Regions from separate parts of the Homo sapiens genome. Here region 2 is linked to region 1. Evidence: read pairs that join two places in POLR2A ChIA-PET (ENCODE). Cell type or tissue: CD4-positive, alpha-beta T cell. All regions are shown on one strand. Each heading gives the region's core, and the rest is flanking DNA. Links, peaks and the distances in the headings are about the cores only.

Region 1 (14,760 bases), core at 2,890-10,889:
GAAGAGGTTGAGGATTTGGATCTATTACTGAAGATCTAGATACCATGAGCCAGAAGTAGGAATGAGAACCAGTCTTTCAGGGTTCCAAAAATGAGAGTGCAGGACAGAGGAGAGGAGGTAGCATCCTGGAATGCTGACTGTCTCATTTTCTCTCCTTCCTCTTCATTTTCTACCCCACTCCTGCAGGCCCTTTGCCTGCCTGCCCCTCTTTCCCCATGGTCCAATATCACTCCATCCATATCTTGCTACCTTTCTGTCCTTTGGCCACTGCTCTTCCTCTGTGGCCTATGTGTCTATTTCTTTGTATTGGTGTCTAGGTCTTGGTCCCCAATCTTATGTCCTGTCCCTTCCTTCTACCACTCTTACTGTTCTAGTCCTTGTTGTCCCCTACTCCCTTCTTGGTCCTCTCCTGGAAGACTTCCTTTCTTTATCCATCTCGTCCATGTGCCTACATCTTTCTGTCTCCTTTAATCCAAATCCCCATGGAGACCCTGACTTGTCCTGTCCTCTATCTCACATCTACACCTACTGCCTCCTTAGTCTCCTTCCTCTGTTCTATTATTCCTGGAGTCACACTGGCTTCATCTTTTTCATCCCTAGATGTCCTTGAGCCCATTAGTCTCAGTATTCATTTCTCAGTCTCCAGTGGATATGGGAGATGGGCTCTGCTTTCTGGGTCCCCACTGACTGCCACAGACTCTCCTCTCTGTGCCCTTGGTCCTTTCCTCTGGCCCAGACTGGGCCCAACCCTCACTCCCCCAGCTCCTTTCCCTGGTTTAGTGGTGCCTGGTCTGAGCCCCAAGCAGCTCAACTCGCCTGAGCTTGTTTAGTCTGACTCCCTTAGCCCGTTAGCAGCTTAGCCCTCCCACCTCTCCTTTGAGCCCTCCAGTAAACAAGAGGATCAGTGCAGACCTGACAGCTGCTGGTTGGGGGCAAGTGTCTGGCCAGGCCAGAGCAGGCATGAAAAAGGGGCTGCACTCAACACTTCCCATTCCTTCTTCAACCAGGGAAATTGTAGAGTCTCTTTCCTGGGTGTCCACTTTGGAGAGCTACATTCCATGGGCATGTGTGTGGGGTCCTGCCTCTCCATGATCCTCATTCCCATTTTGTGGTTGGTTCCTAGGCCTTAGGCTTTTTTATTCTTTTGAGAAAACAGCAGTAGATCCAGGCAGTCACACAGAGAAGCTTGAATGGTGACGATGGTTTCTGCTCCTTAAAACAGAAACCCAGGTGTGGGAAGAGAGTGATGTCATCTGATCTAGGTTTTCCAATATGTGTATGGAAAGCATGGTAGGAGAGACCACATACACATGCACAGACAGACATATATACATGCCTCCCCAGGGAAGCTGGGTAGACTGCAGGCATTCTGTGCAGTTCTCAAACTTTCTTTCTTTTCTCTTCTTTTTTTTTTGAGATGGAGTCTCTCTCTGTTGCCCAAGCTGGAGTGCAGGGGCACGATCTCGGCTCACTGCAACCTCCGCCTCCCAGGTTCAAGTGATTCTCCTGCCTCAGTAGGAGTAGCTGGCATTACAGGTGCCTGCCACTATGCCCAGCTAATTTTTGTATTTTTAGTAGAGATGGGGTTTCACCATGTTGGCCAGGCTGGTCTTGAACTCCTGACCTCAAGTGATCCGCCCACCTTGGCCTCCCAAAATGCTGGGATTACAGGCGTGCCTGGCCTTTAAACTTTCAAGCATGTCAGACTTGCTGGAAGGGCCTTAAAACACAGATTTCTGGGCCCCACCCCCGGAGTTTCTGACTCAGTAGATTTAAGGTGAGATCAGGTAACATGTATTTCTAGCAAGTTCCCAGGTGATATGGATGCTGCTGCTCTGGGGACCACACTTCAGAAACCACCTTCTTAGATAATCTGTATCTGCCAGCTTTTCCCCAACATATAAGGCTGGGACCAGGTTAAGTTTTATAAGTGATGACCTTTGGGGTCTGATGGACACCCAGGCCTCTGTGTTGAGAAAGAGGAACTATTAACCCCATGGGAGTATTTGGGTGGCCTCAGAAGGTAGGAAGTGGCCTTTAACTCCATAGACCCTATTTAAACAGCTTCGGACAGGTTTAAACATCTCCTTGGATAATTCCTAGTATCCCTGTTCCCACTCCTACTCAGGGATGATAGCTCTAAGAGGTGTTAGGGGATTAGGCTGAAAATGTAGGTCACCCCTCAGCCATCTGGGAACTAGAATGAGTGAGAGAGGAGAGAGGGGCAGAGACACACACAGGGAAAAGGTGAGAGAAAGCAGAGGGCATATGAGGCCAGTTACAAAAGTGTCTCCGACGGACTGGTGGTGATTAGATTTCAATGTCCCTTGAGGCCCAGAAGGAAGGAACAGAGTTCCCTGTTCTCTTTTTTCCTACTCTTTCTCCCAAGCTGGATTAGCAAGAATGGGAGAGACAAAATATGGTGGTCAAGTCCTGGAGATCCCCTGTGGGAAAAGTTGCTTTCCTTTCTGATGCGACGGCTATGAGGGGCATAAGACCAGTCAGCATGAAGATGGGGCAGAGGTAGAAATGTGAGGATTCTTGAAAATAGGAAACAGATCCAAAAGGCCCGGTGAGAGTGGGCGTGGGAGAGCTTATAGTCTCCAAAGACAGATGAGGGGCTGCAGGGCCTTGGAAGGTGGGGGTGCTGGGAGTTTGTCTGGTCCTCTTTTTCCAATCCCAGGCTATGCATGGCTAGGGCTGAGGGTTGTGTTCACATAGAGGGGTGGTGGTTCAGACCCATGTTTCTGTCCGAACTGGGAAACTGAGCACTTGGGAGTCGGATCATCAGTGAGGAGCTTTGTTGGGGAAGATGCTCCCTTTCCTTCTTTGAGAATAAGCACACTTGTACTCTCCTCTCTCTCCATTTCCCCCAACCCCAGGCCAATAAGATATGCAAATGATCTCCTTACCTTATTGGTTGGAGGCCTCAGGACCACAGATGACCTCAGAGAGCTGGCCCTTTAAGAATGCCCTTTGGGCTCTGTGCCCACAGCCCCCTGGAGCTGAGCAGAGGCACCAGGCCCTGCTCCATGGAGCCTTCAGTCTCCTGGGAAGCTGTGCCTGTCTGGCTCTGGCACTGACCACATCCTCTCGGCCATTTCTGAAGTGAGTATATCCAGGGCCTACCTGGGTGTCAGGCCGCTCACCTAGAACCCCCTCTTTAACACCTGCTCTCTGTTGTCTGTTTTCAAGAATCCTAACACCTTGGTACCCTACTCCACTCCCACCCTGACTGGCCTGTGTCCCTCACTGCTATCACGTCAGAAAGATAAACAACCTTCCCCACTACTCCTTCTGTACATCCAGTTCTTTCTGGATACCTCTCTCAGTGTCTCACCATCTCCTTTCTGCCAAGACCCAGTTCCTTTAATCTGTGTCTGTTTCCATCCCCTCTGTCCTCTCAAGGGTGACAGGTTCCATAGAGAGGGCAGCAACCCTGCCCTGGAACAGGAAGAGAGAGGCCTGGGTCTTCCTCTTTGCCTCTCTGGGTAGAGCCTGGGGGTCTGACATGTGGTTGGAAAGAAGGCTACCTAGGCTTGGGGCATCTAGAAGGAGCCGAAGTCTAAGCCCTGGGGATGAACACTCCATGCCGCGCACCTTCTGGGGGTGGGGTGGGAGTTACTGGAATTGGGAGCTGGACTAGAGCTTGGACTTCAAGGCTGGGAAGGGTATCTGAGGTCACCCAGCCAGAAGTTCCTCAGGTGAACATGTGCCCCATGATTGATAACAGACAGGAGAGTTCCTTGGTGACATAAGTTTAGGACACTTTTTGTTGAACTTGAACAGACGGTTTACTAAAGGATTGCTCAGGTTAATATGCTCTTGTGCTATGTGCATCTGTAAGAGGTAGGGATAGGAGGCAACATTTCTCAAAGTTATCTGAGCACAGACCTCTTCATAGGTATTGTTCAGAATCAGTGTTCTAGAGAACACTCTTTGGTATATGTTACAAAGTCTAACTGCCCTCATTGAACAGAAGGGAAAACGGGTCAGAAGGGTGAAGGTGATCTGCCAAGTTCACACAACGTAACAAGTTCTGAATAGAAGGAAAATCAATCTTGGTCTGTTCCCCTTGGAGAGACTGGCCTTGAGGAAAGATGGTGGCCAGTTGATTCTGATCTTTCTAGAACTAATTCTAGGACCTTTCTTTTTTCCATATAAAGCCTCTTGCCCCTACAAAAGGGATTCATTGATTGATTAATCCATAGAACAAATGTACACTGAGGGTCTTCTATAGGCAAGGCACTTCCCTGAGTGCTTTGAGAGACAGAGAGCTATAAGAACACATTATCCTTGGCTCTTAAAATTCACAGCATACATGCCTTCCCACTGTCCTAAAATATACACTCACTTTGTCACAGTTAATTAAGCAATTTAAAAAAATGGCTTGGAAATGGAATGATGCCTCTTGAGATGACAGACCTCTCGGCATGTCTCAGCACTAGGGTTGGGAGCACTGCCATACTGCTCTTGCTTTTCATAGATCCTGAGGCATCAGTGGGGCGAGAGGCTGTGCTGTCCTCTTCCTCCTTCAGGAATTCAGCTGCTTGTCCCCTGTCAGGAGCCCCTGCCCTCTGAAAGGTTACTCTTCAGCCTGGTGGGGACTCTGCAGTGAACAGAGCTGCACCATCCCTCTGGCTTTCCCAAACTCTTGCTCCAGGGCACTTGGGCTTTGAGGGAAGAGGGACTTGGTGAAGAGGGGATGGCAGGTGGCCTCCATGTGCTCCAGACCTCTCCTCCTCTTTGCAGGTGCACTCCTCCCAGCCCAGCTCCAGAATGGCCCTGCCCCCCAGCCCCCTGGCCATGGAATATGTCAATGACTTTGACTTGATGAAGTTTGAGGTAAAGCGGGAACCCTCTGAGGGCCGACCTGGCCCCCCTACAGCCTCACTGGGCTCCACACCTTACAGCTCAGTGCCTCCTTCACCCACCTTCAGTGAACCAGGCATGGTGGGGGCAACCGAGGGCACCCGGCCAGGCCTGGAGGAGCTGTACTGGCTGGCTACCCTGCAGCAGCAGCTGGGGGCTGGGGAGGCATTGGGGCTGAGTCCTGAAGAGGCCATGGAGCTGCTGCAGGGTCAGGGCCCAGTCCCTGTTGATGGGCCCCATGGCTACTACCCAGGGAGCCCAGAGGAGACAGGAGCCCAGCACGTCCAGGTGAGTGGTCAGCAAGCTGGCCTGAGGGGAGGCAGGGCAAGGAAGGAGGACTGCCCAAGAGAGGAAGGGGAGCTCCCAGAGGGGGTTATGGACTGGGACAGGGGACAGAGGGCAGGAGAAGGGGAGAAGGTCCCTTGAAAGCAATCAGATCGAGAAAACTACATTCTGCTTCTCCCCCTTTTCTTAAAATGGAGAGAAATGAGTAGGCTGAACCAGGAGGAGCAGGGAGAAGATAAGATTAGCAGAGAATCCAAAGGGAAGAATTGAGCTGGGGAGTGGGCGACTCCGGGGGGTAAACAGATACATGGTGTGTGGAAACCAGGGAAAGGGTTATGTGTGGAGTGGAGCTGGGTTAAGACTGGTTTAGATTGGCCTTTTCAAGACTTCGTGCTTCCCAGCCCCCAACCTTCTCAGGAAGGATTGGGACTCATCCTATTAATTACAGACACAGATGGGGGTGTTGCGGGCATTAGGATGTAATCCAAATCCTGTGAGGGTCACCGGGTTGCAGGCTTCAGGACAGGGAAACGCAGCGCGTTGGAGGGTTGGGGGCTGTCTGGGTGCGGGTCCACTGGACACACCCGGGCCTGGAGCTGGATGCCGGGGATCCCAGAGACGAGCCCGGGGTTTAGGTGCGCGACGGGCTCGCCTGACCGTGGCCGGCCCTGCACCGTGGGGCGCCCGCCTGACTGGAGCAACGGTCAGCTGGGGGGCCCGGGGAGCGTCGGGGCCTGGGGCGGGCTCTGGACCGAAACAGACTGCGTGGAAGGGCGAGCCTTCCGGTGAAGGTGGGAGCCGGGGCGGGGCTGTCCCGGGGCGGAGCCAGGTAGCGTCGGGCCCTCAGGGCAGAGCCGGGTGCGACCTGGCGCTGACCCGGTTTCTGCATTCTCCCTCCGCAGCTGGCAGAGCGGTTTTCCGACGCGGCGCTGGTCTCGATGTCTGTGCGGGAGCTAAACCGGCAGCTGCGGGGCTGCGGGCGCGACGAGGCGCTGCGGCTGAAGCAGAGGCGCCGCACGCTGAAGAACCGCGGCTACGCGCAGGCCTGTCGCTCCAAGCGGCTGCAGCAGCGGCGCGGGCTGGAGGCCGAGCGCGCCCGCCTGGCCGCCCAGCTGGACGCGCTGCGGGCCGAGGTGGCCCGCCTGGCCCGGGAGCGCGATCTCTACAAGGCTCGCTGTGACCGGCTAACCTCGAGCGGCCCCGGGTCCGGGGACCCCTCCCACCTCTTCCTCTGAGCCGTTCAGAGCACCTTGTGGTGTAGTGGGGGCTGGGTGGGGTGGCTCCGCCCAGGAGGCGGCTGCACGGTTCTCTGCATCGTTACCAGAGCGCCTTCTGGTCCTAGCCACGCCCTGTATGACCGCGCAAATATCCCCAAAGCTTTTGGGTCCTCAAGTCATGCCCGAATTTAGATGCTGGTCATTTTCTGGAGAGGGGTCCCCTCCCCTTACGAACACAGAAACCCAGCCCACATGACTAGCACGCTGAGCTCTGCAGGGACCAGTGCCAGGCACTGGGGGGTGGAAGTGTGGTGACACAGTGAATGGGAGGTGGAGGAGGGTTGCAGCTCCCACCTCAGTTTAGTTTTTAATTCAGGGTTTTCAACCTGTAACACATTAAAGCTGTAATTAGCAATGAGGCTGTATTTTCATTCTGAAGCTTGTAACCTCCCCATTTTAGCACTACAGAATTTTCAAGATTTCAATATCCAACAACTAGATAGATTAGGACCTCTATCCGAGATGCTTTTTCCCTGCCCAACCCTGTGGCCTTCAGGGCTCAGAGCAGCAAAGGCCTGAAGAGTGAGCTCTGGGGGTTGTTGGTGTGGGTTGGGAGAGAGCTGTGTGCAGAAGTCTGGAAACCTGGGTCCTAGTCCCAGCTCTTCCATGGGATCCCCCTGTCACCCTGAGCAAATCAGTTGCTTCCTGGACTTGTGTTACTTCATCTAATTCTCATGTGGATTGGACGACTTCTGCTCCCTTTCCAGTTCTGGCATCTCCCCAGTATGGAAGTCCCGGTGGTCTCCCCAAGAAGTCCCCAAGACAATCTCGCCAAAGGCACCTCCTATCCTGCTGCAGTTTCCCAGCTGCAGCCTAGGCAGGGGATGCACAGCCCAGGCGAGGAAGCCTGGCTTCTCTGTGAGCACATACGTGGGTCCTCGGCAGCTCCCTCCAGGCTGTCTGGGCCTCCAGACCTGCACAGGGTGCTCCTGCCACCTCCCACCTCTCTGAGGGCTGAGGTGAGACTTCTCCTGGGATGACAATTTGCTGAGAGAGTGCAGCTTTTGTGAATTAAACTTGAAGTCCAGGCAGAATTCTAATGCAATAAGCTAAATGTTCTTGCAATTTAAGAAGTGTTCATTCTTTATCCCTGCTTCAGGCTACTGTTTGTGTGTCTGTGTGTGGGAGAGGGAGAGAGAGGGAGAGAGAGAGAGAGCAAGAAAAAGGGAAGTCCCCACCTGGAGCTGGGTGGCACATCTGTTATGGAGAGCCAATGGAAATGGGGTGGAGGGGCAGGCATTGGAACAGATGGATCCTCCCCCTCTCACCACCACCACCACCAAACTCAGAAGCCTCAGTGGCCCAGCTCGGCCTGTCAGTGGCTATCCAGGTCTCACAGTTTCCATGGTAACCCAGTCCTCCAGTTCAGCAGGCTAAGGGGAGGGCAGATGGGGCCTCTGGGCAGAGCACAGGCGTTGTGCTGGGAGCAGCCGCCTCACGAGTTACTGTCATCTGTCCTCTACCGGACATAATAAATGGGAGAAGCTTTCGGGCATGGGGGAAGAGGCTCCCATATGTCCCTCTTCCTTTCTACCCCCTCTCTCCACCCCCTCCCCAGCTGTCTCTTCTCTTCCCATCACAGTTCTTGCTCCCTCTTTCCCCTCCTCTATCCCAGCTCATCCCTCCTCCGCTTAGGAGCCTGCAATGGGAGTCCTCTCCTCCATCGCTCTCAGAATTTCTCTCGTCTCCTCTCCCTTCCCCACCATTGGCCACTGGCCATCCTCTCTGGCTCTGGATTCTCTCTCTGAGGGGCTCACAGAACCTTTAGCTTCTCTTTCTTCATCCCCTTCCACACTCATTGTTGAAGGGAGAGGATGGGGCAGGGAGGGTCCTTCCGGGAGCCCAGCTCTTTTTCTCTCACTCTAAATTTCACCTGTGTCTATCCTTGCCTGCCCTGGAGCTGTAATTCAGACCCACTACTTTTCTTGTTCACTTTTCTCACCTGCATGGCACACAAAGACAGACAGAACCATCCATAGACACCTGAGCACACAACTAGGCCACATATACAGTACCATACCTGGGTCTCAAAATGATACTCCTGGGTTACCTGAGTATACTTAAAAAAACAAAGTTGCACACTGTGGTGATTAAGAGTAGTGCTTTAGGTGGGGCGCAGTGGTTCCTGCCTGTAATCCCAACACTTTGGGAGGCCAAGGAGGAAGTTTGAGACCAGCCTGGGCAACATAGCGAGAACCCTGTCACTACAAAAAAATAAAATAAAATAAATTCAGATGTAATGGCATGCACCTGGAGTCCCACCTACCCAGGAGGCTAAGGTGGAAGGATAACTTGAGCCCAGGAGTTCGGGGATGCAGTGAGCCATAATCGTGCCACTGCATTCCAGCCTGGGTGGCAGAGTGAGACCCTGTTTCAAGTTGCAGTTCTACCAGTTTTTTGACCATGGGTGGGTTAAAATCAAGCCTCACTTGATTGTCAGAAAAATGGTGAAAATAATGGTAACCACCTACTGAGAATAAATGCATTTAAATAAGCACTTAGCATAAAGTTGACACATGCTACGTAATGATATTTGCTGTTGTTGCTGATGTGATTGTTAAGTGTGTGAATCTGTGTGTTCATGCACTGCACATCCCTGAGTCCATGAGTGTGACCCATTAAGGCCATGAACAGACACACACATTGACACACCCGGGAAACCAGACTGTATAGGCCTTAGATGCTCCACTATGTTCCCAATTCACTAGCAGACCTGCTGCCCTCCTTCAGTATCCCCCAGCACCTGCTCTTGGCCCGCCCCACAGCTGTGTGGGGGCTGGGGTTCAGCTCCTGGGGGACTCAGCAGGGCCTCTCTGGAGACAGCTATAAGAAAGCTTCAGCCTGCCCTCCTGACAGCCCGTAATTATCCTCCTATCTCCTGTAATTATTCTCCATGGTGCCTAGACCCCCTGGGGTTGGGAGGTGAGGGAGGGGGCTCCTCAGATCCCACTGGCACATAGCTGGGGTAAGACTGCAGAGACAGCAGCCTGCCTGGGGAGCTCTGTCTCAGATTTTGAAAGGTGCTGGTCCTCATTTCTTATGGTGTGTGTGGGGGTGCTGCAGGCTGCCCAGTGGGCATCTGAGGCATGATGGTTAGAGGCTGAGGTGCTAGGAGCAGTTCTCTTTATTAATGGCTAGAAAGTCAGGATCACCCAAGGAAGTCACTGAGGGGCCACAGCATTGAAGGGTATGGGGTTTGGAGAGATAGGAGCAGGACCCACCACTCACGTCCAGAACCCAGGGGGCACACCTGGTCCAAGAGGTGGAGGCATTGGTCACTGGAGTCACGAGGGTCAGGACAGGCACCTGGGAGGGGGTGGGAGAGTCATAAGCACTCTCTTCTACACTACACCCAGCCTAGTTGGGCTCTACCAAGCCCCACTTTGCACCCCCTGTGTCCACTCCTTTGGAAGCCCCAGGACTCACTGAGAGGCTGAGGGAGTGTCGGTCCGGAGGGAGGCAGTCACGGGCTAGGGCTGGGAGTCGTAGCCAGTGTGCAGGGCCTGGGAGCCCCAGGGCTGATGCCCTGGCTGGCGTAGTACTCCACCACCTGCCGTGGCACCTCAGCCAGGACACACTTGGCGAGTGCAGAGGGGGCAGCCTAGGGTGGGGACAGTGATGTGGTTAGGGGTGAGAGGAAGAGTAGGGGAGGCAGGGTCATCTGAGGGAGAAGTGGGGCTTCAGGGTGGCCAGCTGGGCTCCCGCGTCCTTAGCAGGACATCAAATGGTGGAAGACGAAGGTCAGATTTGGGGGGATGAGAAGCTGAGGAGTCCTTCAGCCGGAAGGGGCCCGGGGGACTCACATCCTTGAAGTCTCGGAAGGGCACGAACTGGACAATGTCTCGGGCTGCAGGCACCCCTCGGGGGCAGCGCAAGGGGCCGTCGTCGCCATCCAGCAGCCGCATGTCAGAGAAGTCAGCATTGCCCACGCCTACGATGATGATGGACATGGGCAGGCGGGAGGCACGCACGATAGCAGTGCGAGTCTCAGCCATGTCGCTCACCACACCGTCAGTGAGCACCAGCAGCACCGAGTACTTCTGAGGGCAAGCAGAGAGGGTGGAAGGGTTGGCTTTGTGTGCAAGGGCGTTGACACCGTTTCCACCAAGGTGCAGACCCTGGCCCTGGCACCACTTAAAGACACATGGGACAGCTCCTGTTTGCCCGCCATGTCTTCCTACCGTGGCTTGGCCGGTGCTCTGCTCCCGCTGGGCCGGCTCAGCCACACGGTTGATGATGGGGGCCACATTGGTGGGGCCGTAGAGCTGGATCTGGGGCAGGCAACGACGGTAGGAGGCGATGACCCCTGAGATCTCTGTGAGTGAAGAGAAGTTGTGAAGCTGGCAGAAATGAGCAGGGCCCCCTCCTGACACTCCTTAAAGCAAGGAAATGCTTCCAGGTCTGAGGACTGCCCTCCCCTCGAGTTCCTTCATTAAGCAGTGGGAGAGTTGGATGGTCCCTTGGCAGGGAGAGTTGGGTGCAGATGCTGGGCCTCGGCCCTGGAAGCCTCACCTGATAAAGACAGGCCTGGGATGGGTGGAAGGGACAGGAAGCTGGGCCCTGGGGAGTGGAGTCTGTGCTCCTGTGTGGAGTGTGTCTGCGGGGAGGCGGGGCAGGTGAAAATCTCCCCTTTTACCTTCACATTCAGGATTTTCCGGGTCAAAGTTGATAGCAAAGTCATGGGACACCTGTGAGGGCAAGGCGGGAGCAGTGAGGGCCTGCCTTTTCTGCCTGACTGACACGCCCCCCATCTCCTTCTTTCCCTCGCATCTAGCCTACCTCGAAGTTGGGGGGGATTCGAGCCCCAAAGCCAAAAGCTGGGAACCGCTTATCACTGGGGAGAAGAAAAAGCTGTGGAATCCGTTGGGCAAGGCCTCCCTGCCTGTTCCCTCCCGCCCCACTCTCTCCTACCTGTCATAGTCCTGGCAGATGCCTCCCACTGCACGCAGGGCCTGCAGGTAGTGGTTGGGCTGTCGGGGACTGAGGCAGTGCAGGGACTGGCTGCTCCTCGGGTCCCCATTGGAGGCGGTGAAGTCAATGGCCACCTGGGTGGGGGTGGGAAGAAGGTCATGCTGCAACCATGAGAGCCACCAGATTGCCTAGGCCAGAGCTGGGATCTGTAGGGAGGACTAAGATGAGTGGTGGGGAGGCTACAGGTAGCCACATAATGATGTGGGGGTGCATAAGCTGACAATGCGAAGGCTCATGAGCAGCCCAAGTTGGGGCAGTGGAGATTCTGGGCTCCTTCCTTTCACTATGGACTCAGCCCCTCCCTCTTGCCTGTGTGCCCTCCCTCTGAGTCTTTACCGTGAAGCTGATCTGGCAGCCACCCATGATGTAATCCAGGAAGGTGTGCACCTTCTCCACCTGGAGGTAGGGAGAGGGGTAAGGCGAGGGGATGGGGTGGTCCTTTGAGGAGGGAGCTTGGGTAGGGCTTCTGTGGGGAACATGGGGGAGCCAGAGTTTTTTGGGTTGCAGTTGGGGGTGGTTTCCAGTTCCCAGAAGCAGAGAAACTGGTCTTTGAAACAAGGGAAGGGTTGAACCTGAGAGTGTGGTAGGGGCAGGGGCTGGGGCAAGGCTTGAAGCAGGAAGTGAAATTTACCGTGCACTGGGCCAGCACTACCGTCCCTGAGCTCTTGTAATTCTTCTTCTTGTCCCGATACTTGGGGTTGATACAGTCCCACTGCATCTAGACCCCACCCCACAAGCTCAGGGTCACAAGTCCATCAGGTGACCCCTCTTTCTCCCTTCCAGCAGAGCCTCCCAGAGCAAGACCCCCATGGTTCCGTCCTTCAGCTGAGCCCAGGTGCTTTCCACCCTCTCCACTTCCTATCACCTATGGTGGTCTCTTCAGCATCACCCTCAGGATTCTCCCAGGGATCTGGGTGGGATTCTGGGGGTGGGGTATTTGTGGCACCTCCTGCCCAGGGTTTGCCGTCCCTTCCTGCATCTCCTGGAAAGTGCTGGTGAACTCGCCGATGAAGTCATGCTTCCCACTGGAGTCATAGTCATACACCAGGAACTGAGAAGGCAGGGGGAGGGGTGGGGTCAGGTTGGAGATGCTCTGCGGTATTCACGGTGAGTAGGGGGACTCGGGGACTTGGAGTAGGGGGACTTGGGCCTTAGAGTCTCCATGCCCAAACAGACATCCTCAGCCTGCCCGGAGAGGCCACCTGCTGAACTTTGTTCTTTGGCTCAGTCTGCTAGGGACTTTGGCCACTGATAAAATGCACACATGTGGGAAGTTTAACATTGAGCTGTGACCTATTATTTATCCCACAGTGGGATGTGATTATCACTTGGGGGAGAGGAGGGAGGCTTGCCACATGCAGGGGAAAGGTCTTAGATAGCAGATTGGTTGCTCTAAGTAGGCTGTGCTGGCTTGGCTGGGACTTCACCTTGAGAGGTCGGTGAACATCACAGCTGCATAGGGAATGCAGGGACAGGCGGAACGGCTCCCAGCTGGGGTTCAGGTTGTTCTTCACCACCTTGGAGAGGCACCAGGTGGCTGGTCAGCTCCTGTCTGTGTCTTCTTACTTTACTCTCCCTCCCTTCATCCCCATAGCCCCAGGCACCAACCTCAGTTCTCCAGACCAGCTGATCACTTTGGTCCTCGTTGGTCTTATAGATTTCCATGAAAGGGTCAGACTTGCTGAACAGATCCTGAAGATACAGGAGAAAGGGCCCTTGAGGTTGGTGAGAGCTGCAAGGAGGGTGGGGGATGGGCTCCCACTGGGAAGAGAGCAGGCCTGGGCTCCTGGGATCTGTCTTGAGTGGGAGGCCTAGGAGTGACAGGGGAGTTGGGGGCCTGGACTCTGGGGTTCCAACCTTGTTGTCCAGCTTGTAGGCTCTGAAGGTGAGTTGCACATAGTCGTTTGTGCCTGATACCTCCTCGGCCACGATCTGCAAGGGGGATACAAGTGGCAGGACTCCCCTAACCTTACCACAAGGGCCACCCCATCCCCTTTCCCTTAGGTGGGGGTGGTCCTGGGCATGATGTCACCATAGGTGTCCATGCAGGGGCATTGAATACCTGGACCAAGGGTGAGTACAGGTGATCTTGCCTACCGTGATGGTGGACTTGCCCGCAGTCTTCCCATTCTTCAGCAATAATGGCTTAGTGACCTTGGTTTGTGACACAATCTGGGGATGGAGGTGGAGGGAGACCCAGCTGTGACATCCCCATCTGCCTTGGCCACGTACAAGGGATGGAATAATAAATGCTCTGAGTGTCTGCAAGGGTTGGCACTTTGAGTTGGGCTAGGGTTGGGCTCAATTTTTACAATAGTCTGAAGAGGGAAGCACTCTGACCACTCCTCCATTTTTTAGATAGGAAAACTAAGACTCAGAGAGGTTAAGTATCTTTCCTGAGGCTGCACAGCTAGTGAATGGCAGAGATGGGAGCCAAGGCTGGGTTGAACTAGCTCTAGAGCTCATGTTTTCTCTCTTTTTGGCTTCCAGAGGCAAAGCTGATGGAGGTAGGGTAGGGTAGCCGGGGAGGCCGGGAATGCAGACCTGGCCCAAGGTGCACTCCGTAGAGCCGAGGAAGGTATCATTTCGGGGGCTGGTGGCTCCGTCCTCGGCATCGAACACGTGGAACTGCAGGGGCTGCTTCTCCTCAAAAAAATACTCAAGGGCCAGCACCCGGGAGAAGACAGGGCTGGAACAGGAGCGAAGCACCTCTGTGCGCTCTACCTGTGGTAGTGGTTGAAGGGAGGCGAGGGCTGTCTGGGAACCGAGGATACTTTTCCCTGTCCTGGACTGCCCTAGTCATGCCAGCTCTTCTTGGGCCCCCACGTCCCCAGCAACCAGCTCTTCTCTTCCTAAGCTGATCCCTGAGCTTGGGGTGCTGCCTGCCCACTGGACTCTCAGTCCTCCGGGCTATCATGAGGCCTTTGGGAGCAACCCCACTGCCTCTGGGTCAATCTCAGGACCCTCTGGGACACCATCTCCAGGGTACCCAAGCGGCCTCGAGAAGGCGCCGCAGAGTCCACACATTTCCCTGCAAGGCTTTCACTGCTCCCACCCAGCCTCCCTCTTTCCCAAGCTTAACCCAGGTTAGTTAAGGAGAAACCTGAGCTGCTCTCACCTCCACCCACTGCTCATCAGAGTAGAGCTTGAGCAGCACGCAGGGGTGGGGTTTGGTGAGTGTGTCCCGGTCCAGGAGGCCATGGCAGGACACCCGCAGCTCCACCCGAGAGGCCCCCAGCGTCATGGTTGGGGGCTCAGGCACCCATCCCATCTCAGGGTCCGACATGTCACTGTGGGGACAGAGCAGGTGGCCTGGACTCTGGAAAGGGAACACCTGCCAGCAGAGGGGTCTATC
Region 2 (15,485 bases), core at 3,745-11,744, 74 kb after region 1:
CTAGATATGAATCTTTCACCATGAAAATGTTAAAAGATATGAAGGAGGCAGTTAAACAATATGGACCCAACTCTCCTTATATGAGAACATTATTAGATTCCATTGCTAATGGGAATAGACTTATTCCTTATGATTGGGAAATTTTGGCTAAATCTTCTCTTTCACCCTCTCAGTATCTACAATTTAAAACCTGGTGGATTGACGGAGTACAAGAACAGGTATGGAAAAATCAGGCTACTAATCCTGTTGTTAATATAGATGCAGACCAATTGCCAGAAACAGGTCCAAATTGGAGCACTATTAACCAACAATCAGTAATGCAGAATGAGGCTATTGAACAATTAAGGGCTATTTGCCTCAGGGTCTGGGAAAAGATTCAGGACCCAGGAACCTCCTGCCCTTCTTTTAGTTCAATCAGACAAGGCTCTAAAGAGCCATATCCAGACTTTGTGGCAAGGTTGCAAGATGCAGCTCAAAAATCGATTGCAGATGATAACGCCCAAAAAGTTGTTGTAGAAATAATGGGTTATCAAAATGCAAATCCAGGATGTCAATTGGCCATAAAGCCATTAAGAGGAAAGGTTTCAGCAGGAGTTGATGTAATTACAGAATATGTGAAGGCTTGTGATGGGATTGGAGGAACTATGCATAAGGCAATGCTACTGGCTCAAGCAATTACGGGGGTTGCTTTAGGAGGACAAGTTAAAACATTTGGGGGAAAATGTTATAATTGTGGTCAAATCGGTCATCTAAAAAAGAATTGCCCAGTCTTAAATAAACAGAACAAAAATAAACAGCCACCTGGCCTGTGTCCAAAATGTGAAAGAGGAAAACACTGGGCTAAGGAATGTTGTTCTAAATTTGATAAAAATGGGCAACCATTGTCAGGAAACGAGAAGAGGGACCAGCCCCAGGCCCCGCAACAAAGTGGGGCATTCTTGATTCAGCCATTTGTTCCTCAGGGTTTTCAGGGACAACAACCCCCACAGTAAATACCACCATTCCAGGGAATCAGCCAATTACAACAATACAACAGTTATCCCCCACCACAGCAGGCAGCGCAGCAGTAGATTTATGTTCTACTCAAATGGTTTCTTCACTCCCTGGAGTGCTCCCTCAAAAGATTCCTACTGGGGTGTATGGCCTGCTGCCAGAAGGGATGGTAGGCCTTATTTTAGGAAGATCAAGTCTAAATTTAAAGGGAGTCCAAATTCATACTGGGGTAATTGATTCAGATTATAAAGGGGAAATTCAGTTAGTGATCAGCTCTGCTGTTCCCTGGAGTGCCAATCCAGGTGATAGAATTGCTCAATTATTGCTTTTGCCTTATATTAAAATTGGGAATAGCAAAACAGAAAGAACAGGAGGGTTTGGAAGTACCAACCCTGCTGGAAAAGTTGTTTATTGGGCTAGTCAGCTCTCAGAGAATAGACCTGTGTGTACAGTCACTATTCAGGGAAAGCAGTTTGAAGGATTAGTGGCTACTGGGGCTGATGTTTCTATTATTGTCTTAAATCAATGGCCAAAAAATTGTCCTAAACAAAAGCCTGTTACAGGATTTGTTGGTGTGGGCACCGCCTCAGAAGTGTATCAAAGTGCCATGATTTTACATTGTCTAGGCCCTAATAATCAAGAGAGTACAGTTCAGCCTATGATTATTTCTATTCCAATTAACTTATGGGGCCGAGACTTGTTAGAACAGTGGCATGCAGAGATTACTATTCCAGTCTCCCTATACAGCCCCACGAGTCAAAAAATCATGACTAAAATGGGATATCTCTCTGGTAAAGGACTAGGGAAAAATGGAGAAGGCATTAAAGTCCCAATTGAGGCTAAAAAAATCCAAAAAAAAAAAAAAAAAAGAAATAGGGTATCCTTTTTAGGAGTGGCCACTGTAGAGCCTCCAAAACCCATTCCATTAACTGGGAAAACAGAAAAGCCTGTATGGGTAAATCAGTGGCCACTACCAAAGCAAAAACTGGAGGCCTTACACTTAGTGGCAAAGGAACAATTAGAAAAGGGAAACATTGAGCCTTCATTTTCACCTTGGCATTCTCCTGCGTTTGTAATTCAGAAAAAATCAGGCAGATGGTGCATCCTAACTGATTTGAGAGCCATCAATGCAGTAATTCAACCCATGGGGACTCTCCAACTTGGGCTGCTTTCTCCGGCCATGATCCCCAAAGATTGGCCTTTAATTATAATTGAGCTAAAGGATTGCGTTTTTACCATTCCTCTGGCAAAATAGGATTTAAAAAAATTTGCTTTTACTATACCAGCCATAAATAATAAAAAACCAGCCACCAGATTTCAGCGGAAAGTGTTGCCTCAGGGAATGCTTAATAGTCCAACTATTTGTCAGACTTTTGTAGCTCAAGTTCTTCAACCAGTTAGAGACAAGTTTTCAGACTGTTATATTATTCATTATGTTGATGATATTTTGAGTGCTGCAGAAACGAGAGACAAATTAATTGACTGTTACACATTTCTGCAGACAGAGGTTGCAAACGCAGGCCTGACAATAGCATCTGATAACATTCAGACCTCCACTCCTTTTCATTATTTGGGAAAGACCAACAGAGAAAAAAGAGAAACTGGGAAAGAAAGGAAGAGAGAAAGTGAGAAGAGAAATCAGAAAGAGAAAGGAGAGAAAACGGCAGATGTGGAGAGCCAGGGAGAAAAAGAAAAAGAAAAAGAGACTGAGTGTGAAGGAGAGAGGACACGGGATGACAGACAGAGAGAGAGAGAGAGAGAGAGAAAGAGAGGGAGAAAATGAGTAAGAGAGAGACTGGAAAAGACAGAGATCAGAGAAAGACACAGAAGGTGAGACTGGGGAAAAAAATAATGTAAAAGAGAAAGACAGAGATCAGAGAGAGACACAGAAAGTGAGACTGGGAAAAGAAATAGTGTAAAAGGAAGAAAAAGAGAAAAAGAGAGAGAGACCATAAGAGAAGGGAGACAATGAAACAAAAAGTGCGAGTGAGCAGGTGAGGAGAAAGATTGAAAACTATGAGAAACAACAACTAAGAGACAAAGGAGAAGGGAGACTGCCTGGGTGCCGGAGCACCCACACTGTCCTCTTGCCCCCATCACTTGGGTTAAAACCATTGGAAATTCCACTATTGCAAATTTTGTATTAATCCTTGTATGTCTGCCCTCTCTATTGTTAGTCTACAGGTGTATCCAGCAGTTCCAGAAAGACAGTGACCAGCAAAAACAGGCCATGGTGACAATGACAGTTTTGTCAAAAAGAAAAGGGGGATATGTAGGGAAAAGAAAGAGAGATCAGACTGTTACCGTGTCTATGTAGAAAGGGAAGACATAAGAGACTACATTTTGAAAAAGACCTGTACTTTAAATAATTGCTTTTCTGAGATGTTGTTAATTTTTAGCTTTGCCCCAGCCACTTTGACCCAACCACTTTGACCCAACCTGGAGCTCACAAGAACATGTGTTGTATGAAATCAAGGTTTAAGGGATCTAGGACTGTGTAGGACGTGCCTTGTTAACAAAATGTTTACAAGCAGTATACTTGGTAAAAGTCATCGCCATTCTCTAGTCTCAATAAACCAGGGGCACAGTGCACTGCAGAAAGCCGCAGGGACCTCTGCCCTTGAAAGCAGGGTATTGTCCAAGGTTTCTCCCCATGTGATAGTCTGAAATATGGCCTCCTGGGATGAGAAAGACCTGACTGTCCCCCAGCCCGACACCCATAAAGGGTCTGTGCTGCGGTGGGTTAGTAAAAAAGGAAGGCCTCTTGCAGTTGAGATAGAGGAAGGCCACTGTCTCCTGCCTGCTCCTGGGAACTAAAAGTCTCGGTATAAATCCCGATTGTACATTTGTTCAGTTCTGAGATGAGAGAAAAACCGCCCTATGGTGGGAGGCGAGACATGTTTGCAGCAATGCTGCCTCGTTATTCTTTACTCCACCGAGATGTTTGGGTGGAGAGAAACATAAATCTGGCTTACGTGCATGTCCAGTCATAGTACCTTCCCTTGAACTGAATTATTAGATTCTATTGCTCACGTTTGTTGCTGACCTTCTCCTTATTATCACCCTGCCCTCCTACTACATTCCTTTTTACTGAAATAATGACGATAATAATCAATAAAAACTGAGGGAACTCAGAGACCGGTGCCGGTGCAAGTCCTTGGTATGCTGAGCGCCGGTCCCCTGGGCTCACTGTTGTTTCTCTATACTTTGTCTCTGTGTCTTATTTCTCTTTCTCAGTCTCTCGTCCCACCTGACTAGAAATACCCACAGGTGTGGAGGGGCAAGCCACCCCTTCAAACAGTAGCAACCTGCTTGGGTCCCCTTCCACACTGTGGAAGCTTTGTTCTTTCGCTCTTTGCAATAAATCTTGCTGCCCCTCACTCTTTGGGTCCACACGGCCTTTATGAGCTGTAACACTCATCGTGAAGGTCTGCAGCTTCACTCCTGAGGCCAGTGAGGCCACGAACCCAGTGGGAGGAATGAACAACTCCGGATGGGAGGAACGAACAACTCCAGACATGCCGCCTTAAGAGCTGTAACACTCACTGTGAAGGTCCGCAGCTTCACTCCTGAAGCCAGCGAGACCACGAACCCACCAGAAGGAAAAAACTCTGAACGTGTCTGAACATCAGAAGGAACAAACTCCGGACACGCTGCCTTTAAGGACTGTAACACTCACTGCGAGGGTCCGTGGCTTCATTCTTGAAGTCAGTGAGACCAAGAACCCACCAATTCCAGACACACCTTCATTTTGAGCCTATGTGTGTCTTTGCACGTGAGATTGGGTCTCCTGAATACAGCACACCATATGGGTCTTGATTCTTTATCCAATTTGCCAGTCAGTGTCTTTTAATTGGGGCATTTATCCCATTTACATTGAAGGTTAGTATTGTTATATGTGAATTTGATCCTGTCATGACGTTAGCTGGTTATTTTGCCCATTAATTGATGCAGTTTCTTCATAGCATCAATGGTCTTTACAATTTCGTATGTTTTTGCAGTGGCTGGTACTGGTTGTTCCTTTCCATGTTTAGTGCTTCCTTCAGGAGCTCTTATTGTAAGGCAGGCCTGGTGGTGACAAACTCTCTCAGCATCTGCTTGTCTGTAAAGGATTTTATTTCTCCTTCACTTACGAAGCTTAGTTTGGCTGGATATGAAATTCTAGTTCCAAAAATCTTTTCTTTCAGAATGTTGAATATTGGTCCCGACTCTCTTCTGGTTTGTATGGTTTCTGCTGAGAGATCTGCTGTTAGTCTGATGGGCTTCCCTTTGTTGGTAACCCAACCTTTCTCTCTGGCTGCCCTTAACCTTGCTGAATCTGACAATTATGTGTCTTGGGGTTGCTCTTCTCAAGGAGTGTCTTTGTGATGTTCTCTGTATTTCCTGAATTTGAATGTTTCTTTTTTCTTTTCTTGTCTCTAATCTTGTGTTCTCACTTTATTTCATTAATTTTATATTCAATCACTGATATCCTTTCTTCCACTTGATTGAATCAGCTATTGAAGCTTGTGTATCCTTCATGAAGTTCTTGTACTGTGGTTATCAGCTCCATCAGGTCATTTAAGCTCTTCTCTAGATTCTTCATTCTAGTTAGCCATTCGTTTAACATTTTGTCAAGGTTTTTAGCTTCCTTGCAATGGGTTAGAACATGCTCCTTTAGCTGGGTGTAGTTTGTTATTACTGACCTTCTGAAGCTTACGTCTGTCAAGTCATCAAACTTATTCTCCATCCAGTTTTGTTCCCTTGCTGGTGAGGACTTGTATTCCTTTGGAAGAGAAGAGACGTTCTGATTTCTGGAAGTTTCAGCCTTTTTGCTCTGGTTTCTCTCCATCTTTGTGGTTTTATCTACCTTTGGTCTTTGATGTTGGTGACCTATGGATGGGGTTTTAGTGTGGATGTCCTTTCCTGTTCTGATGTTGATGCTGTCCTTTGCTGATGTTGATGCTATTCCTTTCTGTTTGTTAGTTTTCCTTCTAACAGGCCCCTCAGCTGCAGGTCTTTGGGGGTTTGCTGGAAGTCCATTCCAGACCTTATTTTCTTGGGTATCAGTAGAGGAGGCTGCAGAACAGCAAATATTGCTGCCTGATCCTTCTTCTGGAAGCTTTGTTCCACAGGGGCACCCACCTGTATGAGGTGTCTCTCTGCCCCTACTGGGCGGTGTTTTTCAGTCAAGCTACATGGGGGTCAGGGACCCACTTGGGGAGGCAGTCTGTCCGTTATCGGAGCACGAACTCCGTGCTGGGAGAACCACTGCTGTCTTTAGAGATGTCAGGCAAGGACACTGAAGTCTGCAGAAGCTGTCTGCTGCCTTTTGCTCAGATATGCCCTGGCCCCTGAGGTGGAATCTGGAGAGGCAGTAGGCCTTGCTGAGCTGCGGTGGGTTCCGCCCAGTTAGAGCTTCCCTGCAGCTTTGTTTACACTGTGATCATAGAACGCCTACTGAAGCCTTAGCAATGGAGGACTTCCCTCCCCCACGGCCCCGTTAATTGATGCAGTTTCCGCACCCCCCCCACGGCCCTCTCCACCCTACCTGTCAAGCTCCAGCTCCAGCGGAGGATGCTCCAGGGACAGCGATGTCAGGACTGAGATGCAGGGGCTGCCTTAGAGTCTGGATGCATGGGGTAGCGGGGTGTGAGGCACCGGGCCGGGGTGCAGGGCCGGAAGGAACGTGCTGGATCTGGGATGCTACCAGACGGGGCGTCCCAAAGACCGAGGCAGTCCCGTACCTTACAACTCTCAGATGAGCTCCACGGTGGGCTTGGCCACCGTGACCCCTACTGCCGAGGCTGCTGCAGAGGAGCCGCCGCCACCCACACCGCTGTGGAGCAGCCGCACATGCTAGACTCCGCTTCAGTAAAGCCCGGGCGGTGAGTGCCGCCGCAGAGGCGAGCCCGCTCCAGACAGTGGCGGTTGCGTGAGCGCCCCTCCCCCCACCGGGCTTTGGAGCGCGGGCTCCCACGCCGGCCCGGAGAGCTGCCCGACTGAGCATGCGCGTCGCGCTGCCGAGCCTCCTGAGAGCCCGCGGGCTGGCGCCGACCTTTCTTGCCGGCTCCGGCGTGAGAGGCCCGTCGGTGTGAGAGGCTCAGCGTGTGTCGCCCAGTGTCAGTGCCTTTGGGGCGGGGGACAGCGTCCCCACTTTCCTTCTACTGAATCCTCGGGCCCGTGGGCAGAACCCATTTCTTTTGTTTGTGGGCCTGGGTACCTTGCAGGGCCTTTCTCTATTCCCCACCGGCTCAGGACCCATCCAGCTTGTACTTGCTGACTCGGGAGGGAACTCGGGACGTAGGGCCATGCGGGGAGAGGACCTGGCCTGATCTGGGAGGCAAGGGGCGGGGAGGTGTTAGAGAGTTCATCCTTCCCCACTCTCTCCGGGCTCGCGCTGCCTCGGGGATTCCCGTGGCGTCCTGGGAGTTCCCGTGCCACCTTCCTTCCAGCTGGCAGCTCTGCAGACACCTCCACCCGTGAACATCACGCTCAAGTTCTGGAGACAGGGAGGAGGGCTGGGGGATCCAGAGATCCAGCCTGAATAGACTTCTGCTCTCTGCTCAGCTAAGCACCCAACACTGAGAAATGAACAGGTCAATTGGATTCAAAGCCGCGCAATCATCTGCATTTTATTTGCACCTCATTTGCAAGTTGTTAATTTGCAACTCTGCTCCTTCCACTCCAGGTTCCTTCTCTCCCATCACCCCTCAGATTCCCCAGTGGCCCAGGAAAAAATATCTTGGTCTTTGCCAAGGTAGACTCAGCCTTGTCAGCAGGCCTGTCCTGTGTTCTCAGGGGAGGCCTTTACCCAAGGCCACAACAACAGCAGGAATCCCGAGTAAGACGCCACCTTGACGGCAGGGAAGGCTGGATCTTTTCACAGGGCAGAACTGATTTGATGAGGTGAACAGTAAGGTGAGCAGAGGTGGGAAAGGCCAGTGGGTGAATGCAGGAACAGCACCAGGAGCTAGAGCCCAACTCTGGCCTGTGGGCTGTCTCCCGGTCCTCAGAGGCGGGACGGGGTTCCTCCACCCACCACCACTGTTTCCCCAGTGATGTAGCTGGCATCTTCAGAGCACAGGAAAGACACGATGCCAGCACAATCCTCTGGCTCGCCTAACCTGGGGAATAAGGGAAGCAAGGAAGGAGGTAAAAATCAAACGGGTCTGCCTCCCTCACCTGGGACACGGGGAGTTAAATTTGCTTAATCAAGAATTATCAGATGACTTTTCAGGATCAGTGTACAAGCTTTCTGCCTATCAAATAGGGTTACCACGAGGATATGCTGTTATAATTTAGTATAAGCATACTGTACTCTGCAAAACTATTACCCATAATATTCAAATACTATAGAAACACACCGGTTTTTAGAGAGCTCAGGACACCAAAATCCAAAGTTATATAGATAAAATGGTGAGCAATTAATTATTTCATACTTCAAAAAAATGGTTTCACATGTGCACACACTAAAGTATCAGGGAGTCTGTGTGACAGTAAATGGTGTGTTTAAAATGATTCCATTTGTACAGGTTCAGCTTAGAACTTTTTCAGGAATCTATACTTGTGCCTTAAAGTCATGTTCATTTAGTGAGAATGTGCTAATTCTTATTTTATCAGTGACTGCATAGTTAGGAGACACTTTAATCTCCCTGCCATAGAATGCTCTAGAGGTGGGCAGAGTGAGTAACTCAAACCTAGAAGGGCTGAATTAATGCTTCTCCATTCTACTTGTATCTTGCAATCATTTGAGAGGCTTAAACCAAAAAAGAAAAGAAAAGAAAAGACAAAGAAAAACAAAAGCCCAGATGGTCAAGTCCTACCTTGGACCAATTAAAAAGAATCTCTGGGAGTGGGTGGGGCCTGAGCACCTGCAGTTTAAAAAGCTCCCCAGGTGATTCTAATGTGAATCCAGTATTGAGCTACATGGGCTAGATCATTCATTGGTGCTCTAGGTTGACAATCCCCTCACTTATTAATGAGTTATGAACCAGGCCTGCAGCTCATGTCTCACATCAGAATGGCTTTGGGAAGATTTGGGATGTCTGGACGAGTACAGAGTTAGGCATTACTGGCATTTGTCCTTGAAGCCAGAAGGTAGAGAGAGGCAGGGAACTTAGAGGAAAGGGAGCCCGACAAAGGTGCTTGAACAGTTCACCCAGCTCACTGGGGAAGAAAGTAACTCCTTAGGCAAGGGGAGTTTGGGGCTTAGTAAAACTCTTCATTCTTTTCATTTGGATTGTAGATCATCAACCTGAGTTTTGTAAACATGTGTCATTATTCAAGGGGACTAACAAAGCATGGTTTTGGTTATGGTCCCTGGTCTCCATGGATGCTCAGAGGTGGAGGCAATCCCCCAGGTGGAGAGAGGACTCAGGGCTTCTCCGAGACCTCTGCACTGCTGAAACCCCGATGTCTCTGTGTTTACCTTTGGAAAGGGAAGCTGACTTCTTGCTCAGGTCACTGTAGTGATAGTGTTTATGAATTCGTGGTCTGTGAGGCAGAAGAGAGCCTGCCTGTGTTATCTGTGGGACTGAGACAGCGGGCTGTGGGCTGCTAGGGACCAGACCTTCCCATCTTCATGTCTCTTAGTGCCCTTGCCCTCATGACAGTTTACCTTCTTATCCGCAGGGTTTCTTTCATGCTTTCCTCTTTTTCCTTGTCCATCCAGAGCTGTAGGAAGAAGGGAAATCTCTTTATGTTTTTTTTTCTTTTCCTTTCTTTTTTTTTTTTTTTTTTTAGAGACGGAGTCTTGCTCTTTTGCCCAGGCCGGACTGTAGTGGCGCTATCTTGGCTCACTGCAAACTCCGCCTCCCGGGTTATGCCATTCTCCTGCCTCAGCCTCCCGAGTAGCTGGGATTACAGGCGCCCGCCACTGCGCCCGGCTAATTTTTTGTATTTTTAGTAGAGACGGGGTTTCACCGTGTTAGCCAAGATGGTCTCGACCTCCTGACCTCGTGATCTGCCCGCCTCGGCCTCCCAATGTGCTGGGATTACAGGCATGAGCCACCCCACCCAGAAATCTCTTTATGTTTAAGAAGAGGAATCAATTAGGAAAAGAGGAAGTCAAATTGTCCCTGTTTGCAGACGACATGATTGTTTATCTAGAAAACCCCATCGTCTCAGCCCAAAATCTCCTTAAGCTGATAAGCAACTTCAGCAAAGTCTCAGGATACAAAATCAATGTACAAAAATCACAAGCATTCTTATACACCAACAACAGACAAACAGAGAGCCAAATCATGAGTGAACTCCCATTCACAATTGCTTCAAAGAGAATAAAATACCTAGGAATCCAACTTACAAGGGATGTGAAGGACCTCTTCAAGGAGAACTACAAACCACTGCTCAAGGAAATAAAAGAGGACACAAACAAATGGAAGAACATTCCATGCTCATGGGTAGGAAGAATCAATATCGTGAAAATGGCCATACTGCCCAAGGTAATTTACAGATTCAATGCCATCCCCATCAAGCTACCAATGACTTTCTTCACAGAATTGGAAAAAACTACTTTAAAGTTCATATGGAACCAAAAAAGAGCCCGCATCGCCAAGTCAATCCTAAGCCAAAAGAACAAAGCTGGAGGCATCACACTACCTGACTTCAAACTATACTACAAGGCTACAGTAACCAAAACAGCATGGTACTGGTACCAAAACAGAGATATAGATCAATGGAACAGAACAGAACCCTCAGAAATAATGCCGCATATCCACAACTATCTGATCTTTGACAAACCTGAGAAAAACAAGCAATGGGGAAAGGATTCCCTATTTAATAAATGGTGCTGGGAAAACTGGCTAGCCATATGTAGAAAGCTGAAACTGGATCCCTTCCTTACACCTTATACAAAAATCAATTCAAGATGGATTAAAGATTTAAACGTTAGACCTAAAACCATAAAAACCCTAGAAGAAAACCTAGGCATTACCATTCAGGACATAGGCGTGGGCAAGGACTTCATGTCCAAAACACCAAAAGCAATGGCAACAAAAGCCAAAATTGACAAATGGGATCTAATTAAACTAAAGAGCTTCTGCACCGCAAAAGAAACTACCATCAGAGTGAACAGGCAACCTACAACATGGGAGAAAATTTTCGCAACCTACTCATCTGACAAAGGGCTAATATCCAGAATCTACAATGAACTCAAACAAATTTACAAGAAAAAAACAAACAACCCCATCAAAAAGTGGGCGAAGGACATGAACAGACACTTCTCAAAAGAAGACATTTATGCAGCCAAAAAATACATGAAAAAATGCTCATCATCACTGGCCATCAGAGAAATGCAAATCAAAACCACTATGAGATATCATCTCACACCAGTTAGAATGGCGATCATTAAAAAGTCAGGAAACAACAGGTGCTGGAGAGGATGTGGAGAAATAGGAACACTTTTACACTGTTGGTGGGACTGTAAACTAGTTCAACCATTGTGGAAGTCAGTGTGGCGATTCCTCAGGGATCTAGAACTAGAAATACCATTTGACCCAGCCATCCCATTACTGGGTATATACCCAAATGACTATAAATCATGCTGCTATAAAGACACATGCACACGTATGTTTATTGCGGCATTATTCACAATAGCAAAGACTTGGAACCAACCCAAATGTCCAACAATGATAGACTGGATTAAGAAAATGTGGCACATATACACCATGGAATACTATGCAGCCATAAAAAATGATGAGTTCATGTCCTTTGTAGGGACATGGATGAAATTGGAAACCATCATTCTCAGTAAACTATCGCAAGAACAAAAAACCAAACACCACATATTCTCACTCATAGGTGGGAATTGAACAATGAGATCACATGGACACAGGAAGGGGAATATCACACTCTGGGGACTGTGGTGGGGTCGGGGGAGTGGGGAGGGATAGCATTGGGAGATATATCTAATGCTAGATGACACGTTAGTGGGTGCAGCGCACCAGCATGGCACATGTATACATATGTAACTAACCTGCACAATGTGCACATGTACCCTAAAACTTAAAGTATAATAATAATAATAATTAAAAAAGAAAAAAAAAAAAAAAAGAAGAGGAAAGTGAAGAATGGAAAGGGAAGAAACTGCCCATCCTCATGGTAACTGAGAGGAGGGATGGGGTGAGAGACTTCCCTCTTTCACTTCCTATTTTTTTCTAGCTCCCAGCTCTCCCCACTGCCCTCATCTGTTTCATTTGTTTCAGGTTCTAGTGATGCATTTTGCTGCGTCTCTCCAATTCTCATCCATGTAAGGAGGGAGGAAACAGTGTGAGTACAGTCTGAATACCTCAGTCTCCAGCCTATACCTCAGAAAAGGTGTGATAAGAGTGTGGCTTGTATAGGGCAGGTGGTACAGAGAGGGAATATGGGAAAGTCCAGGGAAGGAGAATGGAGTGGCTGAGAGCTCAGGACTCAGGTAGTGGGCTTCCCTGTCCAAGAAGATGGATGCCTTTCAAGGGGTCCCAGTCAAATGCAAAGCTCCCCTTCCTCACCATCCTGCTGAAGCTAGTCTTGATAAGTCCAGGTGCAGGCAGTTCACCCTAATGTTCCTTGGGGCCAGCTCTATGGCCAGGGTATTGTTGAGGCCCAGCAAGGCTGTTTTACTGACATTGTAAGGACTGAAGCCCTGGAGAAAGAAGAGAATGTGTTAGACTCATAGTTTCCAGGTCATTCTTGGTTCTAATAACTAGACATAGAGGGCAGTGCTCAGTAGGGATCTCCTGTAAGGGAGGGGCAGAGTTAGGAAACTGTCTTGTGGCTAAACCTCCCCTAGGTTATGGTTTGTGGAGGCAAGGCATCTATTTTGTGGGCAGGGACTTGGTGGTGTGATTCTACAAGGGGACACAAACTTCTTTGGGTAATAGGAGGGGTGGAAAGATGTGGAGTGGAGGGTGGGATGGAAGAGGTAGACAAAAGGGTTCTTACAGGAGATGGACTGAAGGCTGCTATGGAAGACACGATCACCACTGAGCCGCCTCTGGAAAAAGAAGAGAGCTGACCGTCTTCCCAGTGTGGACCACTGCCCTCAGCCTGTGTGGGGTCCCCTCTCACCCAGGCTCTCTCTCACTCTCTGTACCCTCGTTTCTCCATTTCTGGCACCACTGCCTTTGTCATCAGGGCTGGGGCCTTCACATTAATGTCCAGAGTCTGAAGCCAAGAGAAGAAGGGGAAACAGCATGAGTGAAGAGCACTGGAGGAGGCATGAAAAAATGAGGAGTTAGAGTGGGTTCCTAGGATGTTTGTCAGAGCTGACGAAGATCTTAGGATGATATACCTGCATCTTACACATGAAGGAACTGAGGTTCAGGGAGAAGTAGCTCTCACCAGCTGCTCAGCTAGATAATGATACATTAGGTTCAGGTGAGCAAAAATGGAGCCTGGTTCATCTTGTTTCATAATCAGCCAAGTATGATTTGGGCCAGAAGGGGCCTTTGGATTTGAGCTGTGTTTTCTCTGTTTCTTCCAAGTAGGTAGAGCCTGGAATTGTCAGCCTCCTGGACCTGCCCTAGAGTAGGCCATGCTTCTCAGGGAAAATGTGGCCTGACCTTGGATATGTGGGGTTGTTCTAGCACTTCTCTGGCTTCTGGGCTTAGGGAGTGAGATGTTCTTGGCCCTCTAGGAAGGACTGTCTGGCTAGGCATGGTTAGAAAGTGGGATCATGAGGAGTCACCTTCTGGGGAAGCTGGGGGACAGGCTACAATCAGAATCCCCACATCCATAATCTAAAACAAATGTATGACCCTGTTTACACTGTTCTAGACAACTGCTTATATTAAAATATTTCAATCTTACAGAAAAATTGGAGATAGAAGTACAATGAATGTCTAGATATCCTTCACTTAGAGTCACCAATTGTTCACATTTTGTCCTATTTGTCCTCTCTGTAGATCTGTACAGTTTTTTAAATGAACCATTGAAACTCAGTTGCAAGTTTTCTGAAAGATTTTATATAATAAAATCAAAAATTACAAAGAACAAAAATAAAAAAATGTAAATTAAAAAAAAAAAAACTCAGGGCTGGGCATGGTGGCTCATGCCTGCAATCCCTGCACTTCGGGAGGCCAAGATGGGTGGATCACTTTTAGGTCAGGAGTTCGAGAACAGCCTGGGCAACATGGCAAACCTCGTCTGTACTAAAAATACAAAAATTAGCCAGACGTGGTGGCATGTGTTTGTAATCCAAGCTACTCAGGAGGATGAGACAGCAGAATAGCTTGAACCCGGGAGGTGGAGGTTGCAGTGAGCTGAGATAGCACCACTGCACTCCAGCCTGGGTAACAGAGTGAGGCTCCATCACAAAAATAAATAAATAACCTAAAATAAAATAAGTAAACTCAGTTGCAGATAGTACAATGTTCTATCCCCAAATACTTAGCATACATTTCCAAAGAGTAAGGATTTTCTTTTACACAACCATAATCTGTTATCACAACCAAGAGTTTGACAATGATGATAATTTTATCTAACATATTGGCCTCAATTATCCCCCAAATGTGTGTGTGTGTTTTTTAAAGTCCAGAGTTCAATCAAGGATCAGCCATTATGTTTGGATTTGACATACTGTGATAGTTTAAAAAATATACAAATTAAAAGAAAAGTTATAGACACATATTTTCTTATGCTTTGCAGATATTGTTTTTTTTTTTTTTTTTTTTTTTTTTTTTTACAAATTGGAGTTTCGTGGCAACCCTGCATTAATTCGAGCCATTTTTCCAATTGCATGTGCTCACTTTGTCTCTGGGTCACATTTTGGTAATTCTTGGAATATTTCAGACCTTTCCATTATTATTATATCTGTTACGGTGATCTGTGATGAGTGATCTTTCATGGTTTTATTATAATTGTTTTGGGGTACCACAAACCACACCCAGAAAAGAAGGTCAACTTAATTGAAAAATGTTGTGTGTTCTGACTGCTCTGCCCTTCTCTCATCTCTCTCCCTCTCTGTGGACCTCCATATTCCCTGAGACACATTTACATTGAAATTAGGCCAACTATTAACCCTACAATGGCTTGTAAGTGTTTAAGCAAAAGGAAGAGTCACACATCTTTCACTTTAAATCAAAAGCTAGAAACAATTAAGCTTAGTGAGGAAGGCATGTTGAAAGCTGAGGCAGGCTGAAAGTTAGACCATGTGCACCAGTTAGCCAAATTGTGAATGCAAAGGAAAAATTCTTGAAGGAAATTAAAAGTGCTACTTCTCTGAACATATAAATGATAAGAAAGCAAAAGAGGTTTATTGTTAATATGGAGAGAAAGTTCTTATGTTCTGGACAGAAGATCAAACTAGCCACAACATTCCCTTAAGCCAAAGCCTAATCAGAAAAAGGCCCTAACTTTTTAATTCTTTGAAGGCTGAGAGAAGTGAAGAAGCTCCGGAAAAGTTGGAAGCTAGCAGTGGTTGGTTCATGAGGTTTAAGAAGCCACCTCTGTAACATAAAAGTGCAAGATGAAGCAGCGAGTGCTGATGTAGAAGCTGCAGCCAGTTATCCAGAAGATCTAGCTAAGAT

What was found. Peaks named below come from ENCODE experiments on the same cell type or tissue, not always from the same donor. Only the 100,000 strongest peaks of a DNase experiment are listed, where the experiment ranks them.
Region 2: POLR2A ChIA-PET joins it to region 1 with 6 read pairs; 7 of 35 experiments call an interaction of 5 or more read pairs at or near these places.

What each region holds. Positions count from the first base shown.
Region 1 is chr14:24,072,868-24,087,627 of GRCh38, reverse strand. CPNE6 (copine 6) reads right to left here. Exons shown (of 17, transcript NM_006032.4): 2 at 14,524-14,695; 3 at 13,950-14,129; 4 at 13,503-13,577; 5 at 13,263-13,337; 6 at 13,014-13,097; 7 at 12,833-12,922; 8 at 12,352-12,456; 9 at 12,037-12,123; 10 at 11,742-11,801; 11 at 11,346-11,479; 12 at 11,214-11,268; 13 at 11,071-11,122; 14 at 10,616-10,749; 15 at 10,238-10,474; 2 more. The coding sequence starts at 14,691. The coding sequence ends at 9,898. NRL (neural retina leucine zipper) reads left to right here. Exons shown (of 3, transcript NM_001354768.3): 2 at 4,753-5,160; 3 at 6,060-8,966. The coding sequence starts at 4,780. The coding sequence ends at 6,392. Among named protein-coding and RNA genes, the nearest start is that of CPNE6, 8.7 kb to the right of the region's middle. RefSeq lists enhancers at 4,462-5,376, 6,809-6,858, 10,021-10,934, 10,713-11,912, 12,253-12,322 and silencers at 5,799-5,968, 6,179-6,498. In CD4-positive, alpha-beta T cell, for the core only: no CTCF peak of the experiment used is centred there; DNase peaks (open chromatin) are centred at 6,117 and 6,447; H3K4me3 peaks cover 1,466 bases; H3K27ac peaks cover 430 bases.
Region 2 is chr14:23,998,500-24,013,984 of GRCh38, reverse strand. It overlaps DHRS4L2 (dehydrogenase/reductase 4 like 2), which reads right to left. Exons shown (of 8, transcript NM_198083.4): 4 at 13,052-13,122; 5 at 12,901-12,952; 6 at 12,468-12,601; 7 at 9,593-9,648; 8 at 7,582-8,099. The coding sequence ends at 9,615. It also overlaps the pseudogene DHRS4L1. Among named protein-coding and RNA genes, the nearest start is that of DHRS4L2, 17 kb to the right of the region's middle. In CD4-positive, alpha-beta T cell, for the core only: no CTCF peak of the experiment used is centred there; DNase peaks (open chromatin) are centred at 6,493 and 6,914; H3K4me3 peaks cover 1,171 bases.